2 separate regions of the Homo sapiens genome follow, and region 1 is linked to region 2. The links are chromatin loops, found by intact Hi-C in ENCODE. Cell type or tissue: gastrocnemius medialis. All regions are shown on one strand. Links, peaks and the distances in the headings refer to the core of each region. The heading gives the core; the rest is flanking DNA.

Evidence for each region. Peaks named below come from ENCODE experiments on the same cell type or tissue, not always from the same donor. Only the 100,000 strongest peaks of a DNase experiment are listed, where the experiment ranks them.
Region 1: it touches region 2 in a loop (3-fold over the local background); 8 of 110 quality-filtered maps call a loop at or near these places.

What each region holds. Positions count from the first base shown.
Region 1 is chrX:110,337,430-110,353,280 of GRCh38, reverse strand. GNG5B (G protein subunit gamma 5B) reads left to right here and starts at 6,308. Exons shown (of 1, transcript NM_001396022.1): 1 at 6,308-6,827. The coding sequence starts at 6,372. The coding sequence ends at 6,578. It also overlaps a transcript of AMMECR1 not described here. RefSeq lists enhancers at 11,617-11,676, 11,687-11,836. In gastrocnemius medialis, for the core only: no CTCF peak of the experiment used is centred there; no DNase peak of the experiment used is centred there.
Region 2 is chrX:110,399,065-110,414,915 of GRCh38, reverse strand. The region is part of intron 1 of RTL9 (retrotransposon Gag like 9); the gene reads right to left. It also overlaps a transcript of AMMECR1 not described here. Among named protein-coding and RNA genes, the nearest start is that of RTL9, 48 kb to the right of the region's middle. RefSeq lists an enhancer at 6,839-6,888. In gastrocnemius medialis, for the core only: a CTCF peak has its summit at 6,576 (motif pointing right); no DNase peak of the experiment used is centred there.

The DNA of each region.
Region 1 (15,851 bases), core at 3,809-11,808, 62 kb after region 2:
CATTGACAAAACTGAAAGTTGGTTTTTTAAAAAGATAAAATTGACAAACTGTTAGCCAGACTAACAAAGAAAAACAGAGAGAAGACTCAAATAAACAAGATCAGAAATGAAAGAGAAGACATTACAACTAATACCACAGAAATACAAAATATCATAAGATACTACTATGAACAACCATACACAAACAAATTGGATAACCTAAAACGAGTGGATAAATTCCTAGAAAAATGCAACCTACCAAGACTAAATCAGAAGACATATAAACGTTTCACAACAATGTCTGGCATTGTGCTAAGTGAATAATGAATGCTATAAGTTTTTGTTATTATTTCTACCAGAATGTAAGCTTCATGGTGGCAGTTTTTTTCCACCTTCTCTGTTTGGTCCAGTGGCTAACATAGTGCATGTTCAATAAATATTTGTTGGGTGAATTAATTTATGTGGCAGTTATCTGTCTGAAAGACTTAGGGGAACTGCTTATTAATTATTCCACTGCTTCTAATCACACTTGGCAGCTGCATGAGTAATTCAAGGTGAAATTTTTAAAGAGGCTTTATTGAGAAATAATTCACATACCATATACTCTCTCCATTCCAAGTGTTCAATTAAATGGTTTTTAGTATATTCAAAGAGTTGTGCAAACATCACCATAATTAATTTTAGAACATTATCAGCACCCCACAAAGAAACTCCATGCCCATCAGTAGTCACTCCCATTACCTGGCAAACCCTCTCTCCACCCCACCCCTAGGGCACCACCAAATGACTTCCTGCCAATATAGATATGCTTATTCTAAACATTTCTTATGCATAGACTCATACAATAGATGGGTTTTGTGACTAGTTTCTTTCATTTAGAATAGTATTTTCAAGGTTCATTACATGTTGTAGAATGTATCAGTATTCCATTCATTTCCATTGTATGGGTATACCACCATTTGTTTATCCATTCATGGGTTGATGGATATTGGAGTTGTTTCCACATTTTGGCTATAATGCAGCCATGAACATTCATATCCAAGTTTTTGTGTGAACATGTATTTTCATTTCTCTTGGGTATATGCCTAGGAATAGAATTTATGGGTCATATAATAACTCTATGTTTAACTTTTTGAGAAAATGCCAGACAATCTTCCACAGAGGCTGCACCATTTAATATTCCCTTTAGGTTCCATTTTCTCCTCATCTTTGCCAATATTTGTTATTATCTCTTTTTAAAAAAAGTTATAGCCACCCTAGAGGGTATGAAGGGGTATCTCATGGTGGTTTGGGTTTGCATTTCTCTAACAATTATGCTGAACATCTTTTTCTTGTGCTAATTGGCCATTTGTGTATCTTCTTTGTAGAAACATACATTCAGATCTTTTGCCTTGCCTGTTTTTAAATTGGGTTGTCTTTTTTTATTGAGTTGTGTAAGAATTATATATTCTGGATACAAGTACTTATCAAACATGGTTTGCAAACACTTTCACATCTTATTCTCTGGGTTGTCTTTTCATTTCCTTTGATTCATTAAAGTTTTTAATTAAGATTTAGTCAGTTTATCATTTTTTTCTCTTATTGCTTGTGTTTTTTGGTGTCCTATTTAAGAAAGTATGGCCTAATTCAAAGCTATGAAGATTTACATCTATGTTTCCTTTTAATAGTGCTATAATTTTAGCCCTTACATTTGGATCTTTGCTCCATTTTGAGTTAATTTTTGTATATAGTGTGAGGAAGGGGTACAACCTCATTCTTTTGCATGTGAAGATGCAGTTGTCTCAGCACTATTTGTTAAAAATACTCTGTTTTCCTCGTGGAAATGTCTGGGTGCCCTTGATGAAAATCTATCAAACATAAATGTAAGAGTTTATCTCTGGACCCTTCATTCTATTCCACTGATCTATATGTCTATCCTTATGTCAGTACCATACTGATTGTTGTAGCTTTTTAGTAAGTTTTGAAATTGGGAAGTGTGCATCCTCCAACTAATGTCTTTTTTAAGATTGTTTTGGCTATTCTGGAGCCCTTGCATTTCCAGATGAATTTTAAGATCATCATGTCATTTTTTGCAAAGAAGCCACTGAGATTTTGATAGGGATTGTGTTGAATCTATAGATCAGTTAGAGTAGTATTGCTGTCTTAACAATATTGTCTCCTGCACACCACGAACATGGAATTTCTTTCCATTTACTTATGTTTTCTTCCACTTCTTTCAAAAACGTTTCATAGTTTTCAGTGTACATTCTTACACTTTCTTGGATACATTTATTCCTATTTTATTCTTTTGATGCAATGAAATCCTTTCTTTTCTTTTCTTTTCTTTTTTGAGACAGGGTCTCACTCTGTTGCCCAGGCTGGAATGTAGTGGTGCAATCATGACTCACTGCAGTCTCAACTGGCCAGGCTCAAGTGAACCTCCTGCCTCAACCTCCTGAGTAGCTGGGATCACAGGGTGCGTGCCACCATGCCCAGCTAATTTTTTTTATTATTATTTGTAGAGACGGGGGTCTCACTATGCTGCTCAGGCTGTTCTGAAACTCCTGGGCTCAAGCAACCCTCCCACCTCACCCTCCCAAAGTGCTGAGATTACAGGCATGAGCCCCCATGCCCAGCCTGGAATCGTTTTCTTAATTTTATTTTCAGATTGTTCATTGCTAGTGTGTAGAAGCACAACTGATTTTTGTATATTTCTCCTGCAAATTGCTGAATGCTTTTATTTACTTTAATAGTTATTTTGTGGGTTCTTTAGGGTTTTCTATGTATAAGATCAAGCTATCTTCAAATAGAGATCATTTGAATTCTTCCTTTCCAAACTGGAGGCCTATTATTTCTTTTTCTTCCCTAATTGCCCTGTTGAGAACTTCCAGTACAGTGTTAGGTAGAAGTGGGGTGAGTGAACATCCTCCTCTTGTTTCTGATCTTAGCAGAAGAGTTTTAGTCTTTCACCATTAAGTATGATGTTATCTGTTGGGTCTCTATAGGTGCTTTTTATCAGGTTGAAGAGTAAGGTGAACTTTATTTGAAACTAGAAGCCCCTCACCAAAGATGGAAACCTCAGGCCCACTTTTATTTTCTCTCTTCTGGTATGGCACAATTCTTCTGTTTCATATTCTCAAAACAGGGCGAGAATGCCTTAAGAGACAGACCTATACCTTATTCTGGATTTCAAACTGGGAACATTTCACTTCAGATGGAAGTGTTTTTGAAAGATAGCCTACTGAGAATTGTATAGATACTTAAGAATTCATTTGTAAAACATAAGATGGCAGGCTTTCTTTGAGCCATGACTTTATTTAGCTTGATTAAGTCTGTGTTCTACCGGTATACGTCATCTTTTCCTTAATCTCCTTGATGGGAGAATGCGAAATGGGAGACACATACAGGACTTTCTTATACATGATCCCTAGAGATGCAGTGGCATGTATGATAAGACTGCCTGGGTTCATTCAAATCCTTGCTCTGCCTCTTACACATTTGACAAGTAATGTGTATGTATCTCAGTTTCCTCATTTTGAAAAATTAAGATGATAAAACTATAATGATAATAATACCTAACTCAGAATTGTTGTGAGGAATAAATGAATTATTATATACAAAAAGTACTAAGAACAGTATAAAAATACTAAAAACAGTCCCTGACACCATCGTAAACTCCATTTATGTACTTCCAATTAGGCTATGTTGTTCAGTAATAACAACACAGGTTTAAGAGCCAGATAAATCCAGGTTGAAATTCCTGCCCAACTGCTTTTACCAGCTGAATTTGGTATAAAAACACAAATGAACTGAACTTTGTTTGCCTCAAAATTCATACGTTGAGGCCCTAATCTCCAATGTGGTAGTATTTGGAGGTCAGACCTTTGAGAGGGCAACTGGGGTTAGGAGGTAATGGGGTTTGCCATGTGAGGAAACCAGGAAGAAGGCCTGCACCACACTGAGCACATTGGCACCCTAATCTCAATCTTGGACTTCTCAGTCTCCAAAACTGTGAGAAATAAATGTTTGTTGTTTAAGCCACTCAATCTGGGGTATTCTTGATATAGCAGCCTCAACAGGCTAAGAGACCAGCTATGTGGCCTCTGACGAATTAATCTCTCTGAGATTTAGTTTTTTCATACCTAATCGGGTACAGAACCTACTTTTCAAGGTTATTATAAGGCATGCATTAGATAATTCCTGTGAAATATCTAACTCAAGATAATTGTTGGACAAATGGCAACTATTATTGTTGTTACTTTATTTTTATTTTCTTCTTTTAAGGCCAATGAGATCTTATCACTGAATTTCTTTTGCTCATTTAACAGTTCAGGCCTGGGGATGATAACAGCAAATGGCATAAGGGGCTTTTAGTTTTTTAAAAGTAATATATACTTGTGAAAAATTCAAATTTTACAAAAAGTGAAAAGTAAAAACCTGTTTTCATATGCATTTCCCTGCCCATTTTACTTCCCCTTTCTTAGGGTTAGCAACAAGGAAAAGAATTTGACTTATATCCATCCAGACCTTTTTCTATGCATATACATAAATGTGAATTATACATAAGAACACATACACATACATATATATTTCTACATAAATTATACCATATTATATATTGTTTTGTGATTTTCTAATTTTACTCGACAGTATATTTTTGATATCTTTCCATTTGAATAAAAATCTACCTCATTCTTCTTAATAGCAATACAATAACCCAAGAGATGGAAGTATCACTGGTTTACTTTTTAAAAATCTTTAATAATTGCTCTCAAGATAATATCATAAGTCTCTAGTTGCAGTGTGCTTTTTCTCTCAAAGCCTGTGTTTAACAATGTAGTATGTAAATGTGTAGTTTAAAGCAAATTCATAGTTTGCATGGATCGTGAGTGTTTTGTTGAATTCTAGGTTATAGGGACAGAATGGAAAGCTAAGTACTTAGTCAAAAAGAGACTTCTTTAGATAGGTCAGAAGGAAAAACAAGTCATCTAAATTATTACCAGCTTTTAAATAATTTTTCCTGGTGGGTTCTAGTGTTGAAAGAATAAATGAAAAAGAAGACTGAAGTCGAAATCAGTAAGTTCAACAAAAGCCTTGAAAAGCTTATTAAATACAAAGTAACTGTTGATCTGGTGGAAAAAGAGCACTGAAGTTACTACAATAATTAATCTTTTGTACTGAGAAGTTGCTATAATAATAATTCTTTTGGATGAGAAATGGGCCAAAATAATTGAGAAATGCCAAAAAAAGGTAACCATGTAGTCAGATGATTACGTTTACATACATAAATTCACAAAAGAGAAATTAAAATTAATGCTTCCAGAATAAGCAAAATACATTGTGTCAATTTCCAACAGGTCCAAACTGTCTGTGTGCTACTAATGGAAGTGTCAGAATTCTGGGCAAGTATTCACAAAGATCAGAAGTGTCATAACACTGAAGCCATGTGATTATAAGAGAAGAAAATCTGTATAGATGGAATCATGTGTATAGATGGAAATGTCACTCACTGTAATATCTGAGCAGGAGGTTGTAATCAAAGCACTTAGCAATTAGAAAGTACAGGGCCCTAACTCCCACAGAATTTTTGTTACAAGCAGCTCTGACAGCACACAGAACTGTTGTAAGATACTTTGTGAGAAAGCTTTGTCAGTGGTAATGCCTGCTTTAATAACATCTGGAAACAGCTGTTTTTCTCCAAAAGACAGCAATATGTCTAAGCCTGCCAAATACAGATAATAAGGTGCTTACCTATCATTAACAAAATTATGCTTTCCTTATTGACAGAAAAGATCTGTTCACATTGTGAGAAGAATACATTACAGAATTAGCGAAGAACTAACAATTGAAAAGCATCACACAGATGGCTGCCAAGATGGGCTGCTTCCCAGCCCAAAATCTGCAACCCTCTAAGGTGGCTACAATTATCCTGAGGTTCACCATGAGTTTTTTTGAAAATATCTCAAAACAAAATTATACATGAGGCACTTTAATTAAAAATATATATGCCATACAGCATTTCGAAGAAAGGGGAAAGATGGCATGAAAGCAAGCTAACAATAGCAGGGCATTATAAACTTCCACAAGGTTGGGAGCCAACAATAGTAAGATTCAGTGGCAGTTTTTATGAATTCAGAGCATTGTGCCAAGGCACATTGTCAAAATGTCTGAAAATTTATTTTAATGTCAGCAACAAAATTATTCATTCATTGAAGAAATATTTACTGAGGGAATACTATATGTCAGGTACCAATACACACATTGCCTGCTATAAAGTTTGTATCATCAATGTATAGGAATGCTGGTATTCCTGAGCCCTTCTAATAGCATCTTAAAAATGATATTTAGCGGCCCCGCCGACCCACGGCCCACGACCCACCGACCCACGAATCGGCCCGGCCCCCGCGTTCACCATGTCTGGCTTCTCCAGCGTCGCCGCTACGAAGAAAGTGGTTCAACAGCTCCAGCTGGAGGCCGGGCTCAACAGCGTAAAAGTTTCCCAGGCAGCTGCAGACTTGAAACAATTCTGTCTGCAGAATGCTCAACATGACCCTCTGCTGACTGGAGTATCTTCAAGTACAAATCCCTTCAGACCCCAGAAAGTCTGTTCCTTTTTGTAGTACAATGAATCTTTCAAAGGTTTCCCAAACCACTTCTTATGATCCAGTGAATATTCAAGAGAGATACATTTGAAGCCTGTACAAAAGCTTATCCCTGTAACACATGTGCTGTAATATACAAAATTCTACTTTTGTCTGTCCTTAACATCTACCTCTGAATTTTTATGAATTTCTACTTCACAAGGGTAATTGTTTTATATACATTGGCAGCAGCATACAATAAAACTTAGTGTGCAAGTTTTAAAAAATGATATTTAGCAATATCATATTAGTGAAAACTAGTAACTTATTGTGGTTTATTATTTCTTTGAATACTAGTGATATTTGACACTTTTTCATATGTTTATTGATTATATGACCATTTGTAGTTCCTTTTTGAATAATCTACTCATAGCCTATGTCCACTTTTTTTTGACTCATCCATGTTTCTGTTTATATACAGGATAACAAATTCAGGAACAATGGGAAAGTAACATATAAAAATTTAATAGGAAATACAATAGAGATTATAAAACACTACCATTTGATTTTTTATGCAAATACTTCAATATTCCAATTTTTTCTCACTTGCTAAATAAAGCACACAACTTGAAATGCTAAATAATTGTGTTACTGTAAATCTTTTAAAGAATAAAATGTTGGTGAAAAACCAAAATTGCTTAGTAAGGTATGTATGACCTTGTTTATTATCTATCATAGACATCAAGATGATCATAGTTAATACCAACTTAAGCTTTACAGAATACTGTTTTAGGCCCAATATTGATATAATAAATGAAGGTATCAGAGAACCTTGTATTTATGGCATCAGGTTATAAAGATCTATTCAAAACCATTTTTGTCAAAATTTAAACTCTGGAACAAAAGTCAAATTGTTTCTAAATGAGACACAAAATAATTATTGCTAATAGTACAAATTTTGTCCTATGGGTAATACTATTGTATTTTTCTTTTTAAAAAAATTATTTCAATTTTTATTTTTGATTCAGGGAACACATGGGCAGGCTTGTTAGCTGGGTATACTGTGTGATGCTGAGGTTTGGGGTATGGATGATCCCGTCACCCAGGTAGTGAGCAGAGTACCCAGTAGGTAGTTTTACAGCTCTTGGTCCACACCCTCCCTCTGCAGTGTCTGTTGTTCCCATGTGTCCTCAGGTATTACTATTTTCAAGTTTTTTTCTTTTTATATATATATATATATTTTTTTTATTACACTTTAAGTTCTAGGGTACATGTGCACAACGTGCAGGTTTGTTACATATGTATACATGTGCCATGTTGGTGTGCTGCACCCATGAACTCATCATTTACATTAGGTATATCTCCTAATGCTATCCCTCTCCCCTCCCCCAACCCCACAACAGGCCCCGGTGTGTGATGTTCCCCTTCCTGTGTCCAAGTGTTCTCATTGTTCAATTCCCACCTATGAGTGAGAACATGCGGTGTTTGGTTTTTTGTCCTTGTGATAGTTTGCTGAGAATGATGGTTTCCAGCTTCATCCATGTGCCTACAAAGGACATAAACTCATCATTTTTTATGGCTGCATAGTATTCCATGGTGTATATGTGCCACATTTTCTTAATCCAGTCTATCATTGTTGGACATTTGTGTTGGTTCCAAGTCTTTGCTATTGTGAATAGTGCCACAATAAACATACATGTGCATGTGTCTTTATAGCAGCATGATTTATAATCCTTTGGATATATACCCAGTAATGGGATGGCTGGGTCAAATGGTATCTCTAGTTCTAGATCCCTGAGGAATTGCCACAGTGTCTTCCACAATGGCTGAACTAGTTTACAGTCCCACCAACAGTGTAAAAGCATTCCTATTTCTCCACATCCTCTCCAGCACCTGTTGTTTCCTGACTTTTTAATGATCGCCATTCTAACTGGTGTGAGATGGTATCTCATTGTGGTTTTGATTTGCATTTCTCTGATGGCCAGTGATGATGAGCATTTTTTCATGTGTCTGTTGGCTGCATAAATGTCTTCTTTTGAGAAGTGTCTGTTCATATCCTTTGCCCACTTTTTGATGGGGTTGTTTGTTTTTTTCTTGTGAATTTGTTTGAGTTCATTGTAGATTCTGGATATTAGCCCTTTGTCAGATGGGTGGATTGCAAAAATTTTCTCCCATTCCATAGGTTGCCTGTTCACTCTGATGGTAGTTTCTTTTGCTGTGCAGAAGCTCTTTAGTTTAATTAGATCCCATTTGTCAATTTTGGCTTTTGTTGCCATTGCTTTTGGTGTTTTAGTCATGAAGTCCTTGCCCACGCCTATGTCCTGAATGGTGTTGCCTAGGTTTTCTTCTAGGGTTTTTATGGTTTTAGGTCTAACATGTAAGTCTTTAATCCATCTTGAATTAATTTTTGTATAAGGTGTAAGGAAAGGATCCAATTTCAGCTTTCTACATATGGCTAGCCAGTTTTCCCAGCACCATTTGTTAAATACGGAATCCTTTCCCCATTTCTTGTTTTTGTCAGGTTTGTCAAAGACCAGATGGTTGTGGATGTGTGGTATTATTTCTGAGGGCTCTGTTGTGTTCCATTGGTCTGTATCTCTGTTTTGGTACCAGTACCATGCTGTTTTGGTTACTGTAGCCTTGTAGTATAGTTTGAAGTCAGGTAGCGTGATGCCTCCAGCTTTGTTCTTTTGGCTTAGGATTGATTTGGCAATGCGGGCTCTTTTTTGGTTCCATATGAACTTTAAAGTAGTTTTTTCCAATTCTGTGAAGAAAGTCATTGGTAGCTTGATGGGGATGGCATCGAATCTATAGATTACCTTGGGCAGTATGGCCATTTTCATGATATTGATTCTTCCTACCCATGAGCATGGAATGTTCTTCCATTTGTTTGTGTCCTCTTTTATTTCATTGAGCAGTGGTTTGTAGTTCTCCTTGAAGAGGTCCTTCACATCCCTTGTAAGTTGGATTCCTAGGTATTTTATTCTCTTTGAAGCAATTGTGAATGGGAGTTCACTCATGATTTGGCTTTCTGCTTGTCTGTTATTGGTGTGTAAGAATGCTTGTGATCTTTGCACATTGATTTTGTATCCTGAGACTTTCCTGAATTTGCTTATCAGCTTAAGGAGATTTGGGGCTGAGACAATGGGGTTTTCTAGATATACAGTCATGTCATCTGCAAACAGGGACAATTTGACTTCCTCTTTTCCTAATTGAATACCCTTTATTTCTTTCTCCTGCCTGATTGCCCTGGCCAGAACTTCCAACACTGTGTTGAATAGGAGTGGTGAGAGAGGGCATCCCTGTCTTGTGCCAGTTTTCAAAGGGAATGCTTCCAGTTTTTGCCCATTCAGTATTATATTGGCTGTGGGTTTGTCATAAATAGCTCTTATTATTTTGAGATACGTCCCATCCATACCTAATTTATTGAGAGTTTTTAGCATGACGGGCTGTTGAATTTTGTCGAAGGCCTTTTCTGCATCTATTGAGATAATCATGTGGTTTTTGTCTTTGGTTCTGTTTATATGCTGGATTACATTTATTGATTTGCGTATGTTGAACCATCCTTGCATCCCAGGGATGAAGCCCACTTGATCATGGTGGATAAGCTTTTTGATGTGGTGCTGGATTCAGTTTGCCAGTGTTTTATTGAGGATTTTTGCATCAGTGTTCATCAGGGATATTGGTCTAAAATTCTCTTTTTTTGTTGTGTCTCTGCCAGGCTTTGGTATCAGGATGATTCTGGCCTCATAAAACGAGTTAGAGAGGATTCCCTCATTTTCTATTGATTGGAATAGTTTCAGAAGGAATGGTACCAGCTCCTCCTTGTACCCCTGGTAGAATTCAGCTGTGAATCCTTCTGGTCCTGGACTTTTTTTGGTTGGTTCAAGTTTTTTTCTTTACATGAAACTACTGAAAGCAAAAGTATGTCATGCTTACAGGTTACTCTATGCATTTATCATTCTATTAATAAATGTCTTAAGTAATTAAGTAGTATATTAAGGCCATAAACCAAGTCATTATCTCATAGCAAAGGACTATTGTTATTCAATCATCTAGAAAATGCATTTTAGGCCAAGTGCAGTGGCTCATGCCTGTAATCCCAGCACTTTGGGAGGCCAAGGCAAGCAGATCATGAAGTCAGGAGTTTGAGACCATCCTGACCAACATGGTGAAACCCCGTCTCTACTAAAAATACAAAAATTAGCCAGGCGTGGTGGCGTGTGCCTGTAATCCCAGCTACTCAGGAGGCTGAGGCAGGAGAATCACTTGAACCCAGGAGGCGGAGGGTGCAGTGAGCTGAGATTGCGGCCACTGCACTCCAGCCTGGGTGACAGAGTGAGACTCTGTCTCAAAAAAAAAAGAATATTCATTTTAATGTATGCCCACTTTTTTAATGGTCTTTTAGTTATTGATTCTAAAAGGCTCTTTATACATTACTTTGTCATCTGTCTGACATTATTACCCCCAGTGGATGCCTGAAATGGCAAATAGTACTGTACCTTGTATACACTATGTTTTTTCCCATACATACATATCTATGATAAAGTTTAATTTATAAATTAGGCAATATAGAGATTAATAACAATAGAACAATTATAGCAATATACTTTAATAAAAGTTTTTTTTATTTACTAAATTGAGAATATTTAGCTTTTATTTTTTTTTCTGTTTTTTAAAAATGAGACAGGGTCTCACTCTGTCACCCAGGCTGGAACGCAGTGGCACGATCTCAGCTCACTGCAGCCTCGACCTCCCAGGCTCAAGCAATCCTCCCACCTCAGCCCCCCAAGCCTCTTGGACTACAGGCCTGTGCCACTATGCCTAATTTTTGTATTTTTTGTAGAGACAAGGTTTCACCATGTGGCCTAGGCTGGTCTCAAACTCATGAACTCAAGCTATCCACCTGCCTCGTCCTCCCAGTGTTGGGATTACAGGCGTGAGCCACCGAGCCTGGCCTACATTTTCATTGAAAGGAAGCACTTTACAGCTTTTCTTTGGCATATCCGAATTTCCAGCCTCACTACTCTTGCAGTCTGGGGAACTTATAAAGTAAAATAAGAGTTACTTGAACACAAGCACTGTGATACCACAACAGTCGATCTGATAACTGAGATGGCTACTAAGTGACTAATGGGTGAGTAGTTTAGACTGCGTGGTTACCCTGACAAAGGGAAGATTCATGTCTCAGGGGACAGAGCAGGATGGTGCAAGATTTCATCACCCTACTTAAAATCGTCCATAATTTAAAACTTATGAATTGTTTATTTCTGAAATTTTCCATTTAATATTTTTGGACCACAGTTGGCTGTGGGTAATTGAAACCACTGAAAGTGAAACCATGTATAAAGGGGGATTACTATATATTTGAGTAAGAGCTTCTAGAGACTGCTAAATTTGCTCCGTAACTATCAGAGTGGAAGTCAGCTAATGCTGTCAAATATTTTTATAAGGCCTATGAGTATTCTGGAATTATTTTGATGCTGTTCACTTCTCCTATTTCTGTATTAAATCTAATTTTATGTACACAAAACCAGATTATGTTACAGTCAAACAGATTCCAGGAATGTTCCACAAACAATATTGTTCAGTAGTCAATAGAGGACAAATTGGACTATAATCTTGCCAGTGACTTAAAACAAAGTGAAACAAAACATAAAAAACTAAAACATGTTACTATAGTTGCTGCCATCAACTTCCTCATCATTTTTGAAGTTGGTATTAATAGTAGCATCTTTGGAATATTTCAGCACTTTTTCAGTACTACATTTATGTAGAAAGGTCTGTGCTGGCATTTAAGCCAAACTCTATCACCCTGTTTTAAAAAGTCTTAGCAGGCATACACAATTACATCTTGGAGCCTTATGGATATGACAGTAATATTGACCTTTTCACAAGAAATGGCAGAAGCTAGTTTGAGGCAAAATCAGTGCTGCTCAGAAACTTGTGCCATCATCCTTGATGACAGATAAGTATTAAAATCTCCATTGAATTATTTTCTTTCTGTGATTCAGAGTCAATAAACAATTGCTGAATGCCTAATATGTGCCAGATGCTTTTCCATACAACCTTTTCCAGTCCTCACCACCCATCTATAACATAGGTATCTTCATTTCCATATGAGGAAATTGTAACTCAGAGAGGTTATATGATTTGTTCATGGTCACACTAGTAACTATTAAGTGGCAGAGATGGGACCTGAAGCCAGATTTTCCAGTTCTAAAAATCTAGCATTCTTTTGATTGTACCACAGTTGCCCTCCTCAGCAAGACTGGATGAGACAATGTGGATGCCCCAGGCAGGCTTATGTTCTGGTGCCTCTTCACCTGCATATATTTAAAATATTTGGTCAACATTTACTTAATGAGAGTAGGGAGAGACTGAGTTTCTATTTTAAATAGTGTATGTCTTTTTTCCTTATGTTTGAAATAAAAAATTCACTACCTACACTTATAACAATAATAGCTATCATTTATTGAGTGTTTACCGTATGTCAGGAACTATGCTAACCACTTTACATGCGTTATCTCATTTAATCCTAGGAGGTGAGCACTGTTATCGTCATCATCGTCATCATCACCACCACCATCATCATCCCCATTTAATAGATGAGGCCCAAAGTTTAAGTCACTTAGCCAAGATCACACAGCTAGTAAGTAGTGGAGCCAGGATTTAATCTCTGGTAGGCTCACATCTGAGCCTATGAGCTTAACCAATATGTTGTGTGTGTGTGTGTGTGTGTGTGTGTGTGTGTGTGTGTGTGTGTGTATGTTTTGCCTTCAACTACAGCAAAAAATCCTAAATTGGCATTTTAAATTACTGATTTATTACTTTCATTTCTTTTGTTTGTTTTGTCACTCAAAACTAAATATAATGGCAGTAACTTACAGGGATATAATTATAAAATCAGATAACTTACAGGTATATAGTTATAAAATCACGTTCAGGCCAGGCGTGGTGGCTCACGCCTATAATCCCAGCACTTTGGGAAGCTGAGGTGTGCAGATCACCTGAGGTGGGGAGTTCGAGACCAGCCTGACCAATATGGAGAAACCCCGTCTCTATTAAAAATACAAAATTAGCCGGGCGTGGTGGCGCATGCCTGCAATCCCAGCTACTCGGGAGGCTGAGGCAGGAGAATCGCTTGAACCCAGGAGGCGGATGTTGTAGTGAGCCAAGATCGTGCTGTTGCACTCCAGCCTAGGCAACAAGAGCGAAACTCCTTCTCCAAAAAAATAATAATAATAAAAATAAAAATAAATAAATAAGTTAAATAAAATCACATTCAAAAGACCTTAGAATTTCTCCTTTTTTTGTTTTTTTTTTTTTTTTTTTTTTTTACAACAAACCATTTTCCACTTTTCTGTAGTTTTTATTTTGTCCTCAGTGTCCTTTTGCAATTCTCCAAACCAGGTAACTTTGGGGAAGGTATAGTAGAGGATTTAAAATTTAGATAAGGAAATGAACCCTTCATTCTTGATAAAGAGCATTGCAACATGCAGTATTTTGTTTCTCAATATCAGGTGATTGTGGAGAGTTGCCTACTTTCAGCAACTCCCATCTTGCTAATCTCACCGTTGGTGGCACACCCTTTAACTTGCACGCGCTTGTCACGAAAATAGAGTGGTTGGCACCAGTGAGGACTGGCTTGCTTTTGCTTTTAATTTTTTACTCAAAGGTCCCAGCCTCCTTAGGTGAAAGAAGTGGCCAATTTTCATTTCACCAATTACTTTAGGAAGTACTGGCAGAAACCCAAGGTATGCAGCACCATATTTATGTTTTATTCCAGGGATTTTTAAACATCCCTTTTAAATTGGCACCCCAGGCAGTTCCCTGGCTGACCCATTGCTTAATTCTCCTCTCTCTCAGGAAGGCTATGGAGGAATTGATGAATCTAATTAGGTATCCAGAACTAGAGAGTTGATGAAGAAGAAGGATATGGTTTGGATACATGTATATTGATTCAAATATTAAAGGACAATTTTCTATGAGTTTCAGCTGACCCTGGAGGGCATACAGATTCCAGAACAAAATCCATTGAGTGGATTTACCTCCCCTGCCATTTGTAAACAGGCGAAACCTGATTATAATGAATATCAGAGGGCAGCTGGAGCCTGCAGGTTGAATACTGATGTTACGGGCTGTGTAATTACTATGCAATTTTATTACCAGGCATTTCATATGTATAATTATAATGAGGTTTAGATAATTTAGAAAAACGGCTGATCATAAGCAATGTCAGGCCATCTACAATCTGAGCTTCACCTTTGTGTTAATTAAAGCAAAATCTTCAAGTAGAACTGGAAATGAAGGGTCACACCCAATGAAAGGTCTCTCCCACCCTGGCTTCTTGTCTGTCCACTCATTGTTTGTACTTCTGAGGAAAACTCAAAATTTCACTGCCTGGTACTTCTGTGTTTAAAGATCACTCTTCTTCCCTTCTCCATTCTTTGTGGGTACAAGTCTGTTTTAGGTCTTCTTTTTTCTCAAATGTCTTATTGTGTTAGAATACATGAAACATAAAATGTACCATCTTAACTTTTTAAATGTATAGTTCAGTGGTATTAAACACATCATCATGTTAAACAACCATCACCACCATCCATCTCCATAACCCTTTTCATCTTGTACAACTGAAACTCTGTAGCCATTAAACAATGACTCCCCATTCTTGCCTTCCCTCAGTCCCTGGCAATCACTGTTCTGTTTTCTGTCTCTATGATTTTGACTATTCTAAGTACCTCATATAGGTAGAATCATACAGTATTTGTCTTTTTGTGACTGGCTTATTTCACTTAGCATAATGTCCTCAAGGTTCACCCATGCTGTAGCATATTGCAGAGTTTCCTTCTTTGTTAAGGCTGAATAATGTTTCATTGTATGTATATACCACATTTTGCTTATCCATTCATCTGTTGATAGACACTTGAGTTGCTTCCTGTTTTAGCTATTATGAATAATGCTGCTATGAAAATAAGTGTACAAATATCTCTTCAAGACACTGTTTTCAAGTCATTTGGGTATATACCCATGAGCAAAATTGAAGGATCATATAATTCTATTTTTTATTTTTTTGGGAACTGCCATACTGTTTCCCACAGTGGTTGAACCGTTTTACATTCCCACCAACTGTATACAAGAGTTCAATTTTCTCTACATCCTCACCAATACTCTTTATTTTCTGTTTATTTATAGTAGCCATCCTATGCTTTGGGTCTTAATAAGATGTCTCTGACTAGGATTGAGATTTTCAAATCAAGTGTAGAAAGTGGAGGCAGTTTTGTGTCTTTATACCTGAAAAAACAAACCCTC
Region 2 (15,851 bases), core at 3,339-11,338:
AAAATAGTACTGTGTGACTGCATGGGCAAGTGGTAGTGGATGCAGTGAGAAAGGAAGGACAGGGCCAAATCATTAAGATCAAAGGTTTCTGTTTCATTCTGAAGACTGAGGGGAAGCTCTGGAAGGACTTTAAGCAGAGTAGTAGCACTGTCAGATGTGCATTTTAGAAAGATTGTCCCAGCAACAGAATGGAAGGTAGATTGTAGGGCATGAGATAGGTAACAGGGGACCCATTTATCAGCTTGTCACAATAATTCATCAAGATAAGGAAGGTCTAAACGAATGAGATGGCTTCTCCACATACAAATTGTGTCACGTTAGTGAGTGACTTAACCTGTCTGTGCCTCAGCTTCCTCCTCTGTAAAGCAAAAATAACAAGAGTATTGCCCTTGCAGGGCTGCTGGCAGGATTAAATGAAACACTGCATGCAAAGCACCTGGCACAGTGGCTGGTACCTAGAAGACACTCGATACATATCACTTCCCCTTTCCCCTCATCCTTTTTCCTCCACTTCACCCTTTCTTAAAGGCTGGCATGGTATGGAGCATGGAAGTGGCCAAAGCAGACTCTAACCCAGACAGTCTGACTCCAGAGGGCAGTGGAGAAAGTTTGCAAGTGCTATTGTCAGGACAGTTACTTAGAAGGATTGTTTAGCTGAGTTGAGGGCCCCGCTGAGGTTGGAAACTATGACTTTCTGGTGGGACTAACCAACAAAGTGATGGGATTTTCTCCAGCAATGTTCCTCCATCTGGGCATAAGCACAGAGGAGGAAACTGTCAGTTAAATTTATCCAGACTTAGGATTTTGCCTCATGGATGCAGCAGAAAGACACAGGGCAAGGGAATTGGGGATATACGCAAGATTCTGAAAGCAAACAGACCTGACTTCAAATCTCATCTCTGCTGTGGGACTTTGGGTAAGTCACTCAACCTCTCTGAGCCTCAGTCACCTCATTAAAAGGAAAACCACAATAGTATCTTCCTCATAAAGTTATTGTGAGGATAACATGAGATTACTGAAATGATGTCATAAGATGGGTAGTATATGCCTGGCACATACATATTAGTTGTTATTCTTATCATCATCATCATCATGTTCCAGGATGGAGAGGGAAGGTAGTAAGGTGAAAGGGGCTGATGGGATGGAAGAAATGGATGGAGGGGGCTCAAAAAACTGGAGAGCCTCCTGAGGTAAAAAGAAGAGCGTTGAGGCCAGCCAGCAAGGTGTAGATGGTAGGGGGTTCTGACTGATGATGAAGCATGGTAAGGCTAGGATGAGAGTGTGTCCTGTACATGGATCACGGATGTCCAACTCACCCAGAATGATGTCAGGACTTGGGGTGGAGAAGAAGACAATGAGCCAGATGTCGAACTCTTCGTTGAATGTGGGGGTGGGGGGGGGTTGACCAGGAGGGGATGGTTATAAAGAAGCGTCAACGAGGAGAGAAGTAGCCAGATGGCATGAGAAGGAGGAGTTCTTGGCTGAGGACGGAGGACTAACAGCCTGGAAGCAAACAGGGGAAGCTAGAGCACAGACCCCACCTCCCAGCCCTAGGGTGCCTGTAGTGTGGGAGTGTGGACAGTGTCCACTAGAGGGCGCTGGTGGCAAAGCCGTGAGATCCGCCGTGGAGACTCAGGTTTCAGCACTTCCAGGCCCGGAGGTAGACAATAGTGCTCTGTAAAATTTATCCAGGGTGTAGGGGGAATTGTTTACTGCAAGGTGGGGGCTTCCAGAGGGTACTGAGAAGAGTGAGAGAGGGCGGTAGTGGGGAGGTGGATGAGTCGGGGTGGCAGGGATGGGAGCACTGAGCAGTATGAGGATGGTATGGGAGAGGACAGATGACGAGCAGGGAGGCTTAACGTTTGGGCTGTGGCCAAGAACTGGGGGATGTGAAGCCTGGTGGGATTAACTGTCCTCGGAATTCCAAACGGAGCTTTTTTTTCCCTTTACATCTTTTGTTTATTATAAAAGTAGCACATGCTAGTTTCAAACAACTCTAATTATTGCTCAAGGGAAAATCTACCTCTCCTATTCTACTCCCCAGTGTTGACAGTCTGTCTATCCTTCCAGTCTTTTCCTGTATGTGTAACATATAATACCCTTAACAAAAATCAGATCCTACTATACTTACTCTTCTGCAACTTGCTTTTATCACAATACTATATTGGAGATATCATTGCACATCAGTATTTAAAGATCTAGCTTGTCTTTATTTGTGGCTACATCGTCATTGTCATCATTATACTAGTAGTTGGAATAGTAATGTGTAGCAATTATTAAATGCTCTGTGCCAGGTCCTATCTGAATATTTCATATGAATTATCTCATTTACTCTTCACAACTTCATGAATTGTTACTTTTCCCATTTTACAGATGAGAAACGGCACAGAGAGGTTAGAAACTTGGTCGAAGTCACACAGCTCATAAAAGCTAGAGGAGGAAGTCAAACCTAGGCAGTCTAACCAAGGCTCAAACTCTTAATCATTAGCATAGTAATGCTTAGTATGTCATTATTGGGATGTATTATAAATGATTTAACCAGTCCTTCACCGAGGTCATTTAGTTTTTTCAATTTGCTCCTATTTACAAATAATGTTTAAATGAACATCCTTATACATGGAGCATTTTGCAAAGGTAAACTCCTAAGACAGGAATTGCTGACTCAAATAACATTTCCAGTTGCCCTCCAGATGTGCATCAAGAGTGAATGAGTGTGCTGTTTCACCAGATTCTCACAAACCCTGGGTTTTAGTGACCTTTTAAATTTTTGCCAATTTGAGAGGTAAAAGCTGACATCTGAATCATCTCAATATTGTTTTAATTTGCATTTCTTAATTATTACTGATTGGTGTTCCTTTTAATAGGGCATAGGCCCTTTGCCTTTCCTCTGTGAATTGCCTGTTCATTATTCTTTGAGCATTTTTCTAGTGAATTGTTCATTATCTTCTCATTGGTCTACAGAAGCTCGTTTATTCCTTCCTTCAACAAGTATTTATTGAGTACCTACTGTATGCCAGGCACCAGTCTAGCACTAGAAATATAATAGTGAGTAAGCAAAACCTGAGCTTTCATGAAGCTAACATGTAAGCAGAGGAAATAATAGAAAAACAAGTAGCTAAATCATGTCATTGTAAATCATGGTAAGTGCTGTAAAGAAAATAATGCACTTCTTACACTGGAGCTGGTGGAGTATTCTGAATAATAAACCATTGTCTTCCTTCTATGTTGTGACTTTATCCTGGTTTATATGTTGCCTTTCCACTTTGCATGAGATATCTTTCACCATACTCAGGTTGTTAAATTTTTGCATAGTCAAATCTATCATTCTTTTTCTTCATAGATTCTACAGTTTCTCGTTGCTTTGCAAAGACTCCCTACCTCAATATTCTCTTATGCCTTCTTCTAATCTTTTAATGGTTTCTCTTTTTAACATCTAAATCTGACCTAATTGGATTATATTTTGGAATAAGGAGTGAGATAAAGATTCAGCTTTATATTTTGGTGGCAGGCCGGTTGTCACAGTAAATGGCACCATGTATTAAATGGTGCATCCTTTTCCCCAGAAATGGTGAGGCTGAAGCCCAGAGAAGGGACGACTCTTGCCCAGGGTCATGTAGCAAATTAGTGGTGACCAAACTCTTCCCAGATCTTGAGGCTACTGACTTCCATGCCAGTGATACAAAACTGAACTCATCACAGCTCCATTCTCTGGTGCACTTGAACAGTCTTCCCTGACCCACGCCAAGGTTCACTGTCGGAGGCCACAGTATTTTTCCTTTCCAATAGGCCCCCTGACTTCTCTTGCTCAGAGATACAAGTGCAGTGACCCATGGCAGCTCTGCTGCTTATAAATAGGAAGACACTTGCTGATCGCTGCTGAAATACCTCACATTAAGGCAGCTTTGGACACAGAAGACTGGAGGCAGAGAGCAGATAGATTTGCCATTTAGGAACCAAAATAGGAAGTGCCTAATTTTAAATAAAGAGATTTGGCATTGTTTTCATCCAGTTGCTGATGGAGCAGCTGCCATCGTGGAGCTTTTCAAGGAGGCTGCCTTGAATTGCGCCAAAATGATAAGCTTGTGGCTTGGAGGCTGCTGGGACTTGTCCCAAGGCCCCAGCTACGACATATCTAGGATCCAAAAGGTTATCTTGAAACGACAGGTGACTACATCACCACCAACGCAGCTTGACCTGACATCCCATTTCACTTAATGTTTCCCTTCTCCCTCCATGCTTCCCAAAGCTGTGGACATTTTGTCTGTGGAAAGCTGCTACCCCCAGGAGACAAGCATCTGGGAGAGCATCTCCACAGAAAAAGAAAAGTAAAGTGGGAGTTGAAGTCATTCAGGCTACTTGAGACAACAATTTTTAAAAGCTCCTATTTTCCCTCAGTTACCAGGAGATTTTCGGTCAAAGTGTTCAAAGAAAATAGGTGGATAATTACCTCCATTATTTCACTTGGCTTTCTATGGATAGACATCGTCAAAGATATTGGCGAGTTCCTCTTGTCCTACTAATCTTGATGGGTATTTTGTTGATTCACTTCCAAACTCTGAAGTAAATGTACTGCTTATTATAACGAAAAACAACCTTTAAGATGCCCTCTGTCCTCTACCTCTAGGCAGAGTGAGCAGCAGCTTGTACAGTGAAATTTAAGGTCCTTCTTCCCACACTAATAATGTCAGATCGTCCCACCACCAATACAGGGGAGGAAAAACCCTGAGTTCCATTTCCAACTCTGCCATGACTTGCTCTGTGACCCGAGGCGAGTCATCATCCCTGTCGGTGACTCAGCTGGCTACCCATAAAACGAGAAAGTCAGTCTGAGTGGTTTCCCTAACTGGGTTCCTCATCAAAATCACCAGTGATACTGTTAATAATATGCAGATAATTCAAGTCCTCATCTCGGACTTACTGAATCAGACTCTGAGGATTAGGAGCCACACTGCATCTGTATTTCAACAGCATTCCTGGTAATTCCATTGTACAGCCAGGTTTGGGATCTAGTGAACCAGATGACCTCAGGGTCCCTTCTGCTCCTGACAACAGGTGGTTCAATACCTCCCTCTGTACTTATGTACCATATCTCTAAGTGAGGTGCTGCCCCCTGCCCTTCTTGCTAAGTGGGAGCCCATTCTCTTATCAGGAGCCCTGAAGGCTTTAGCCATTCCTTTGTCAGATATTTAGCAGTTACCTTTGAGGACAGGACCCAGAAGGAAGGAGTACACGTATTATTGATGGGATCAGGGGAGTGAAAAAAAAAAAACAGCAGCAGCAACAACAGAAAAATGGGGGAGCTGGATCTGCCTGAAGGCCAAGACAGCCTGAGATCCTAATGGGGGCATGGAGGGCATTGACAGATTATACGTACAATACTCGAGCCTCATTTTCCCTGGTATCCTCTCTGTCTTGGCCAGACAAAACAATGCAAAGAGGTACAGCTAAGCTGGAAAACAGCCCTCTTTTTAGGTAGTGAGGTCTTTGGGCCCCTACGATTGATACCAGCAAGTGAGAATGTAAACACAACTCTCTTCACCACTGGGACCATCTGACGTCAGTCCCTTGGCTCCAGCATGTCTCAAGATAAGAGGACTGTAGGAAGCCCTGGGCCTTGACATTAGGACGCTCTAGCTTTGAGGCAAACTCTGAACTATGGTTTCTCTTCTGATAACTGGGATCCTGCCTTCTTTTGGTGATCAAAAGTCCCCGTCTCAAAAAAAAAAGTCCCCATCTCCTGCCAGTTTTATATACCCCGACTATGCTGACCTACATGCCTGACTCCAGCTGTGTGCTTGCATCCACATTCATTATTCATTATTTATAAGCACCTCAGTTAATTAGGCCAAACGGAAGCAAAACACATGGTCCTGGCCCTCACGAAGCCATCAGGCTAGCACAGTGGTGTTCAACCTTATCAGACTTAACATCCTCTCTTTTATAATAAATCTGCTTTTGCTTCACCCCTTTACTATCCTGAAATTAAATTTCTAGGTACTATAACCTACCTACACGCATAAGTTCAAAAAGATAGCTATATGTCCTGCCACATAAAGAGAAAATAAAGCAATACATAATAAAACACTATGTATTTAACTCTGTAAATGCTCACACAGGACTACATTGAATGATTAAATGAAGTAGTCAGAAGCTTGTGCCTTTATATAGAATCCCCATGAATGCAACAGTTATGGACACAAACTGATATGTTATATTGATTAATTCCAAAAGCAACATCACAATTGTTGACATGATTTCCTGAAATGGTGAATGAGTCTGTGTGATCCTCTGTAACCATGTAATCTTCCATATCTTTACAGAATAGTTGATTAAAACTGTGGGGTCGGGGCAGGGGAAGCAAAACCCTTTATGCTTAGGTATAAAACATTTATAGTAAAAGTTTAGATAATTAGAAAAGCAGTTTTCAGCTCCATGGAAGTCCAGCAGAACATTCAAAAATTATTCGGGATGCTAGACTATTTTTCATTTTGCAAGTCTGTCGTGGGCGTTGGAGAACATCTAGCATCCCCATTTCCAGTCCTCTGAATACCCTCTTGCATTTTCCAAAAGTCCCCTAGGGGGCAGTATTGTCTCAGTTGAGAGCCACCAGTCTAGTCATTCAGTTTCTGTGGAACTGGGATTTTGTCTGGTTCTTCCCAGGCTCCCAACTCCTTCACCCTTGCCTCCAAGGACTAGAGTCCCATCCTTGCTACTAGCACCTGGCAGGACTCCTAAGCCTCACCTGCTCCTGCTCAGTTCAGCTAGGCTGGGCAGGACTTCTGCTTTCACCAAAGCCAAGTGCTTCTCTAAATTGATACCTGTTGTTGCCACTCTCTTTGGGTGCCCCACTAAACTCAGCTGCAGTTGAGTTTCCTGCTCCATCCCAACAGGGTGCATTTTGCGGCATATGCCAGCTCTTCCACTCTGAACTTCCAATCTCCAGCCCCCTGACACTATGATCACCCACAGACCCAGGCCGTTGATAGTCAGTAGAACAGGTCCAACTACAGCAAGGTTTGAACTTGTGCCTCACCAGAACCCTGTGGCCTTTTGCCTTCAGCTAGATCCCCTTCTGATATTGAAACAGGAAAGAATTATCTTCTGCAAATAGAAAGAAAATGAGAGTCAGACCTTCTGTTAGGGCCCTCTTCTACCAGCCTTTAAATAGTTTTCTTGTCAGCCTCACACAGATAGCCCCAAACCATTTGAGAAGCCAGCACAGCTCCCTGCAAAGCACTGTAGCAAAAGGACTATGTACTCTGGAATCAGATGGACCTGAGTTCAAGTCCAGGGTCTATCTCATACTGCTTAAAGACAAAGAAATTCACTTAGACTCTCTGAGCTGCAGTTTGCTCACCTGGAAAAATGGCAACAATAATGAATGTCTGGAAAATGCTTAGCACAGTACCTGCCACATAGTAATCTGCTAGTAAATGGTTGTTATTTGTATTATTCTAGCAATCACATGGTATGTGCTGAAAAGTGGCTTCTGCTGACCTTACCTGTCCTATCCTATATATTTGCACTGTATCTTCTAGACCAAGGCAGAGTTTCCTGTGAGGCTCACTAGGATGAATCTGCATCCTGGGTTGAAGTTCCAACAGTGAGAAATACCAAGCTGGTAAAATCTCAAGGACTCTCTTCACCCAGCCATTGAGAATGTATTTTTATTTTTTCTATTCTGTCTCATTCCACAAAGAAAATCTTTTATGTAGCATTGAGCAAACCAGGATGGGGAAGCAGAATTAACTAGAAACTATACTTAAACAGGTTCCCACTTTCCTATAAAATTCAAGAATTGTCTGCAAAGGTGACTGGTGAAGTTGGCGGCATTGTTAATCACCTAAAGCAGCGTTTGCGCAATACCAGAGCTTTCCGAGGAAAAGGAGAAAACACAATCAATCATCCAGGTGCCAAAGAAGGCATTCAGCTCCTGTGCAGAGATGATATTAAAAAGTTACCTCAGTGCAAGCAACTAGATTAAGACAACAGACATCTTGAAGGTTCTAACCTGTTTGCTTAGCATTAAGAAATGGTGTTGAACAACCCAAAAACTATTGCATGAAACATCCACACATTCATCAATCAGTCAATATTTATGGAGCACACACTACATGCCAGGCACTATGAGAACTATAGAAAGCAGAGGAGCATAAGACTTTCCAGAACCAAAAAGAGGAATGCTTTTACACTGTTGGTGGGTGTGTAAATTAGTTCAAATATCGTGGAAGACACTGGAGATTCTTCAAGGATCTAGAACTAGAAATACCATTTGACCCAGCGATCCCATTACTGGGCATATACACAAAGGATTACAAATCATGCTGCTATAAAGACACATGCCCACCTATGTTTATTGCGGCACTATTCACAATAGCAAAGACTTGGAACCAACCCAAATGTCCATCAATGATAGACTGGATAAAGAAAATGTGGCACACATACACCATGGAATATTATGCAGCCATAAAAAAGAATGAGTTCACGTCCTTTGCAGGGACATGGATGAAGCTGGAAACCATCATTCTCAGCAAACTATCGCAAGATCAGAAAACCAAACACCGCATGTCCTCACTCATAAGTGGGAGTTGAACAATGAGAACACATGGAAGCAGAGAGGGGAACATCACACACCGGGGCCTGTGGGGCGTGGGGGGCTAGGGGAGGGATAGCATTAGGAGAAATACCTAATGTAGGTGACGGGTAGATGGGTGCAGCAAACCACCATGGCACTTGTATACCTAAGTAACCAAACTGCAAGTTCTGCACATGTAACACAGAACTTGAAGAAAAAAAAAAAACCACTTTCCAGAACCTTCCTTGAAGAACTTACTATCCAATTTGGGGAGTCGGGGGTGGAGGTGGAGAGAAAAGAACAAATCTCTAAACAAAGCAATAGAAAGCCCTTCAGCTAGGGTTTTCAGAGTAGGCTAACATCCTTTTCATTGCTGTAATTACAGTCTCATAAAATTAAGCAGACCAGATGTTCTGTGATTTGGTAAAAGAGAAAATATAGTCAAGCTTATTAAAGAGACTGTTTGACTTTACAAGGACTTGCACACCATGGTTCAGAACCAGGTGTTGGTGTCAGGTGGATCTGCGTTTAAGTTCTGGCTCCTCCACTTACTAGCTGGGTGACCTTGCCCAGGTTGTCTAACTTCTTTGGGCCCGTTTCCTCCTATGGAAATTGAGGGTAATAGCAATACCTTTTTGGAAGGATCATAGTGAAGATTAATAGAGATACCTTATATAAAACACTTAGCATAGAGCCTACCACACAGTTAATGTTCCCTTAAAAAGCAGCTTATTATAATTATTAAAAGAGAGAGAATGACTATTGCTAGCATTTGCCAAGGACATCTGGAAACTCTGAAAGAAAATTTCAGCCTCTTCTATTAGCAGTGGGGACAGGTTTCCCTCCCTTCTGGAGCACTAACATTCTTGGAGAAACAGCCAGCTGGATATGGTAAGATGGTGAGGTAAACAAAGTGTTTCTCCAAAAGTTCCATACCTTCTCCTCCCAGGTTAATTTGGCTTTTACGCTGCTACCCATTTGCTCAGAAGGGGCTCCTTTCAGCCATTGAGGCCCTCTCTGGGAGCTCTTGGTTATCCAATTTTAATGTTCCCCTCTTTACAAGCTCCCTTTGCAATTTGGCATTCTACATCTTCTTCCCTGAGGGATAACAACACAAGAAAGGATAGAAAAATTGCAACGTGACCTTTTTAAAAAGAATGACCTGTATGCAAAATCCCAACAGCACCTCTTAGAAAATACATTTACACAAAACCCCATGAAAGGCTCTGACTCATGCTTGGGGGGGGGGGGGACACAACAAGCACACCTGAATATATTTTTCGAATTTAACTGACAAAAGCGTATCTCTGAATCTCCATCACAGTATGTATAGTTTCCACCCCAAAAGTAAACACTTTAGGCTATTAGGAGAAATGACAATGGCCGTTTCAACAGAATGCGGATGACAGAATTTGCTTCCGAAAATGCTACTATGTGTATTTTCTTGTTTCCTGGTTATTAATATAACACATTTTGCCTCTGAGTGAAATGTTTTTACTTATGCCAAGAAAAATCGTGAGTTACAGGAAGTCTAACAGGCTTAATTAGTGAGTTTAACTTAATCCGGTGATTTTCAGCAACCCTGACAGAGTCAGGTTCACTCCCTGAATTTAATGGGAAGTGGTCAGAAATGGCCTTTAGCAACCTTATGAGAGAAAAGGCACATGATGCGCACAAACAAGGCCGGTTCTCCCAAGGTAAAAATAATAGGCTGAGGTACCGTAATTATCAACAGTGGTTTTTGTATACAGGTGCCTACTGCATGTGTTACCTGTTGCTTTCAGCTTTCGTAATTACAGTTTCTTATGATCAGACAGTGCTATTTTCCCTTCCTATTACCAACCAGCATGCTCAGGTGAAAGTTGTTCATGCCCCTGGAGTTTGTCCTGCGAGTGTATTTTTAAAGGCAAAGCTTCTTAGCCCAGCCAAATGAAACTGATCGGAAAAGCACCATAGAAACCAGAGGCCTATTATGTGTAATAGCTGGGCTCTTTGCAGCCCTATCCTAAGCACTAGGCCACAATTTCGGAAGGAAAGAACCTGTAAAGACTTCAGAAGACAGCAATGAAGACGATTAAGGGATTGGAAAAGAGGATCTAGGGGAAAAGGTTAAAGGTATTAGGATTATAAGGACGATTTAGCCTCAAGAGGAAAAAAAATGAAGGAGCCTGACCAACTGTTCTTCCTCGCTATTGATGGCACAGAATAAACGAATGGTAGCATGACGTACTTTAGTTTAGATGTAAGAAAGAACATGACAACAAGTCTCCGGAATCACTAAAGACTGTTCGTTCTTCATTCCTAAAACATTAGTCGAGCTTCCACCCCATGCTGGACTGTGTGCTGAGCACTGGAGAAGAAGTTCACAGGCTAATGAGGGAGACATGCCAAACAGATCATTATAAGACAGTGGGAGGCTTAGTATAATTGAAGGAATTCAGAATGCTTTGGACTTTTAAAAGGCGATTGGGTGTATACAGCACATATATATCACCTCCAGTGGGGTCTGAGGCAGTACCCAGTAATCAAGTACATTGATATTTCTGGAGCAAAAACACATGAATATTCACACAGGGTGTGAAAAATAAAGACTATAAATAACCTCATGTCAGTTCAAGTTGCGCTGCCAAATGAGTTTGTCATAAACGTACAAAGGCTCTCAGTTTCCAGAGCTTTTGGGGTTTTGGAATGATAGCTATGAGGCTATGAGTCTGGGTAAGGGGAGTCTGGCCAAGCACCAAGACCTGGGAATGACAGGGAGCTTCAGAATGTGGGCAGAGCCTGTGTCTCTAATGTGCCCCAATTCTGCTGCCCTGGTATCATGGACGTGTTTGGAGAAGGATCCGGGCATGTGCATGTGTGTGCGCGCATGCGTGTGTGTGTGTCTGTCTGTCTGTCTGTGTGTGTCTGTGTATACAGCAGGAGGAAGCTCCTTGCTGCTCCTCAGGTCAAGTCCACTTTCAGTGGCTCCTAGCAACATACTTTGAAGGAATGAGGTCTTTATTAACCAAATAATCAGTAAATGGGTTTTGTTATTGTTTTCAAATTATTTAGCTCCATAGTACCTATGAATATGCCCACAAATTTTGTAGAATAAGCATCCTCTGTGAGGTTTGCAATGTGTGGTAGAATCCCTGGGGCTGGGGGGTGTCACATCTCTGGCCTTCCTTTTTCAGCTGTGTTCTGTGAAGAACAGGGGCAGGGAAAGCCTGGCCTCTCAACTCCCTCTCTCATACCTACTCCCAAGGATGGCAGGGCCTGCCTAGCAAGTGATAAAGAAAGCTGAAAAGCCTACAGGGAGGGGCACCTGAGCTTCTGCTTATCTGGATTGGGGAACACCCAATTATCCTCTACCAGCCAAGCAGCTTCACGTAGGGGCTAACCTCCCTTAAAGGGGAACACCCAGTGAACCCTGTCACACCCTCAGAAGTTGTTTGCTTCCTGAAGAAAAGGGGGCAGTCCTTGAGTTCATTCTTCTGTTCCTAATCATGAAAGGAGACACCCCCCTTTCAGGACCTATTTTCTTTTGTCACTTACCCCCAACCATCACCTACACCTAAGCTCAAAAAATAACTAAAGCCCTCTTTTTGTCTTTAGACCTCCCTCCAAAAGCATGTCCTTCTCTCTGGACTGGTCCTCCTCTCCACCCTCTGGGAATCCAAGCCCACATCATTTCAGGATGAGATCAGCCTCCAGCCACTCCCTCTGAGGCCTGGCTTCCCAACCTTGGTGATTCCAAAGCACACATCTGTTGCAACACACAGGGCTCGCCCCTAGGCAAAATGGAGCCGGGGACACAGCTCTCAGTCAGCTGAGCTCCCACACTCACATACCCCATCCATGCTAGCACAGCCTTCCTCTTCCGTGGGGAGTAGGCTCCCTGGAACCCTTCCGTCTCCTCTCCCTGACAGGAAAGGCTCTGATCAAGGAATTTGCACTCAGATATAAATAATAACCCTGCCTTACCAAGGCAACCCTGACAGACAAACCTTGCAATTTGACTCAAAGGAATTGTATGCCGACCATGACGGTTTCTGGCATCACTCATAGGCAAAAAACAAATATTTATAGGCAAGGTGAGCCTTCTTCATGCTCATCAGATTATGATGTAGGGCTGCCAAGGCAGCTCTTGTCTTCTTGATCTAAGATAGACCATAGCAACATTCCTCAGAGCAAGGGACTCTGTTTCACTCTGTTTTCCGATTCAAATCAGGTCATGCAGTTTGATATCAAGAGAGATTATCTGAAATTGGGATTGACCTGGAAAGTGTGGGACAGAGGGTTGCCAAAGGTTGAGCGTACTGGTGGGAGGGAGTTGGGAAAGGAAAGGGAGACTTTGAAGAAAGAGACTTGTTGGTGAGAAGAGGAAAAGAGAAACAAGGAAGCGAAGAGAGACCTGGATGGTTATGGGGGTGAGGCAGAAGACTACTAAAAATTGATTTAAGGGAACAGTTAACATTTTTACATGCTTATTTTGTACTGGACACCGTAAGTGTGTTATCTCATGTCATCCTCACAACACGTCTAGGAGATGAGAACTATTATTAGATCCATTTTACAGGGGAGGAAACGAAGGCTCACTGAGATTAACTGTGGGAAATCATGCAATCAGTGAATGGCAGAGCCAAGATTCAAATGCTTATTGATCTGACTCCAGGGCCCTCAGCCATCTGAGAAAGGGGCCAAACACCCTTTGGTTGTAGGAGAAGCCTCCATGGTGTATCTTGATAGAGGCCCCCAGACAACCCCTTCCCCTTACCACAACACAGAAACACCTACATGCCTCCCGTGGGAGCTACCTGCTCCTAAGCTAAAGATTGCTTTCTGGGAAGGCACCAATAAATATAATATGTGCTCTGGAAAAGGTTAGGTTAAGGCAGTTTACCTTCAGAAAACACAAACCAGAGGTCAAGGTCTTAGAGGAGTTAGGAAGGAGAAGCTCTCAGCAGGATGGGCTGCCTGTAGGAGCCATAGTAGGTGTTGCAGCATGTAGGTGGCACTGTAGTACTGAGTCCCCGAGACACACTGGGAGTCTGAAGACACTAAAGACAAACTTGGCTTATTTCACCATTTTGCCCAGAGCTGACTCTGCTCACCATACACACAAGCGAGGGAAGAGTGCACAGTGCAAGGGAGCTGATGCAGGTATTGGAGCCTACGTTCAAATCCTAGCTTTGCAGCCTACTTGCTATGTATCTTTGTTACTCCTCTGAATGTGGCAAGTCACTGGTCTGAATTTTCCACTTTCATCTGTAAAACGAGGATGAAAATAAAAACATCGACTTGAGACGTGAGATTGTTTGTGTAAATGGTTCAGCACAATGTCTGGCACTTAAAAGAAATTCATTAAATATCATGTCCACCTACCCTGCTCTCACCACCTCTTGGAAGAAAAGGGAGTCCAAATTTAAAAGCCCTGGAAGTAGCCTCTAAAGATGACGAAGAACTGGGAGCATTCATTGATTCATTTACCACATAAGCCCTGAATCCCTCTTTTGTTCCCTAGAGACTCAGACATAAATAAAATAGTCCCTGTTCTCAAGGGGCTCACATTCAAGTGGGCAAAGATCCAACAAACTCTTGCCATAAAATATAAAACATTATAATAGAGATAAATTCAGGAGGGCCATGAGGGTACCTAAGGGCACTGAGAAAGCTTCACAGAGAAAATATTTGCGAGACAAGCAGCAATTGTTAGGCAGACAAGGAAAGAGAGTGTATTCCAAGTAAAGGGAATAGCATATGTTAAGGAACAAAACATGACAGATTTAAGTGGAGCTGGAACATCAGTTCAGAATGTAGTGAGGACTGGTGAGAGATTACACTGTAGGAGGAGTCAGAAGAGGTAGGGTATTACTGAGCGACACTTCTGAGCAGAGAAAAGATGCTATTCAAAATTTATGATAACCAATATGGCATGGGCATTAACCAGTTAGAAAGGACTCAGAACAATACGGAAAGCCATATTGGGGCCTCTAAGGAAGGGATTCCTTATATTTAGAATAGTTTTGGCAACTGAAGTGAATATAGGTAGATAAATAATGGATTGGCTATCACTGAGGCTTCCATGTTGTTTGAACATTTAGCCTGGCAGGAACAGTAATATCTGGCATACAAGATATCTACTCAGTGGCACATAATACTATTTTGCAGAAACAATTTTAGAAATTGCACCCAAATGTGTGTGTAAGAGATTATTTACTGCGCTGCCAAAACTTGGGTATCTATTCAGTAGAATGTCAGGGAGGAAGATTACAGCATCTCAGTAGTCCTCTAAGCACACAGAGCACAGCCACACACATAACATGTCCCTAATCAATGTTGAATTGCTATAATGAAGTCGGTTGAATTGAATGTCTTTCCGTTGAAATGTGATCCCTGTCAATTTCTTTAAAATGTTGTATCTCATAATTCTAATTAACTCACCTCTTCCCCTTATCTTATTCATTGCCTTCGCTAATAATGTCAGATATTCTTAGGATAGAGAAGGAACATTTTTTAATTATCTTCGAACTCCATAGAACTCCCTCTTAGTTAATTATCTTCTTATTCTCCCTGACTCATCCATGGTCATCCCACACTATAGTCTTATGCTAGCATGGGTTTTATTGTCTGACCTGTTGTTTTTCTGAGCCTCCCAAGTGAGAGAATCAGTAATGCAGGCTAGCCGCACAATGAGATTATATTAATCATTTATTTGTAAGTGAACCAGGTCGCCTTTCACATCAGCTCTCCTAACATGTCAATTTGTATCACATCTAATATGAGACAGCCCGAAAAAATCAGTTCCATCTAAGTAAGGAACTGTGAACAAATCTTTTTAAGAAAATTAGTAAGAACAAAAATGATTTTTTCACTCCAGTTTAGTCTTAATCAAAGCAGTGGGACCAGGGTCATCTCCACCTGCTGTGAGCGCAAATTCAACATTGTGTTTGCAGGAAGTGAGACCACAGGGTTTAGGCTTTGGAGCCAGACCAGCGTAGGTTTAAATTCCAGTTTTACCACTTGCTCACTGTGGACCTTAGGTAAGTTTTTAAAATTCACTGAGCCTAGGCTTCTGCATTTCTAAGTTTGGGGTTGAATGTGCCTACCTTGAAGGGTTGTTCTGAGAATTAAAAGTAAGGTACAGAAAGTGGAATGTGCTTAGGAGAGTGCCTGGCAGTGAGTAGACACTCATTATGTGATACACTGTATTATATTATTGTTGTTATTGTGAGTCCATTGTAAACCAGAAAGAACAAGAGACCATGAGTCAGGAGCCTGAGTTCTGTTCTTA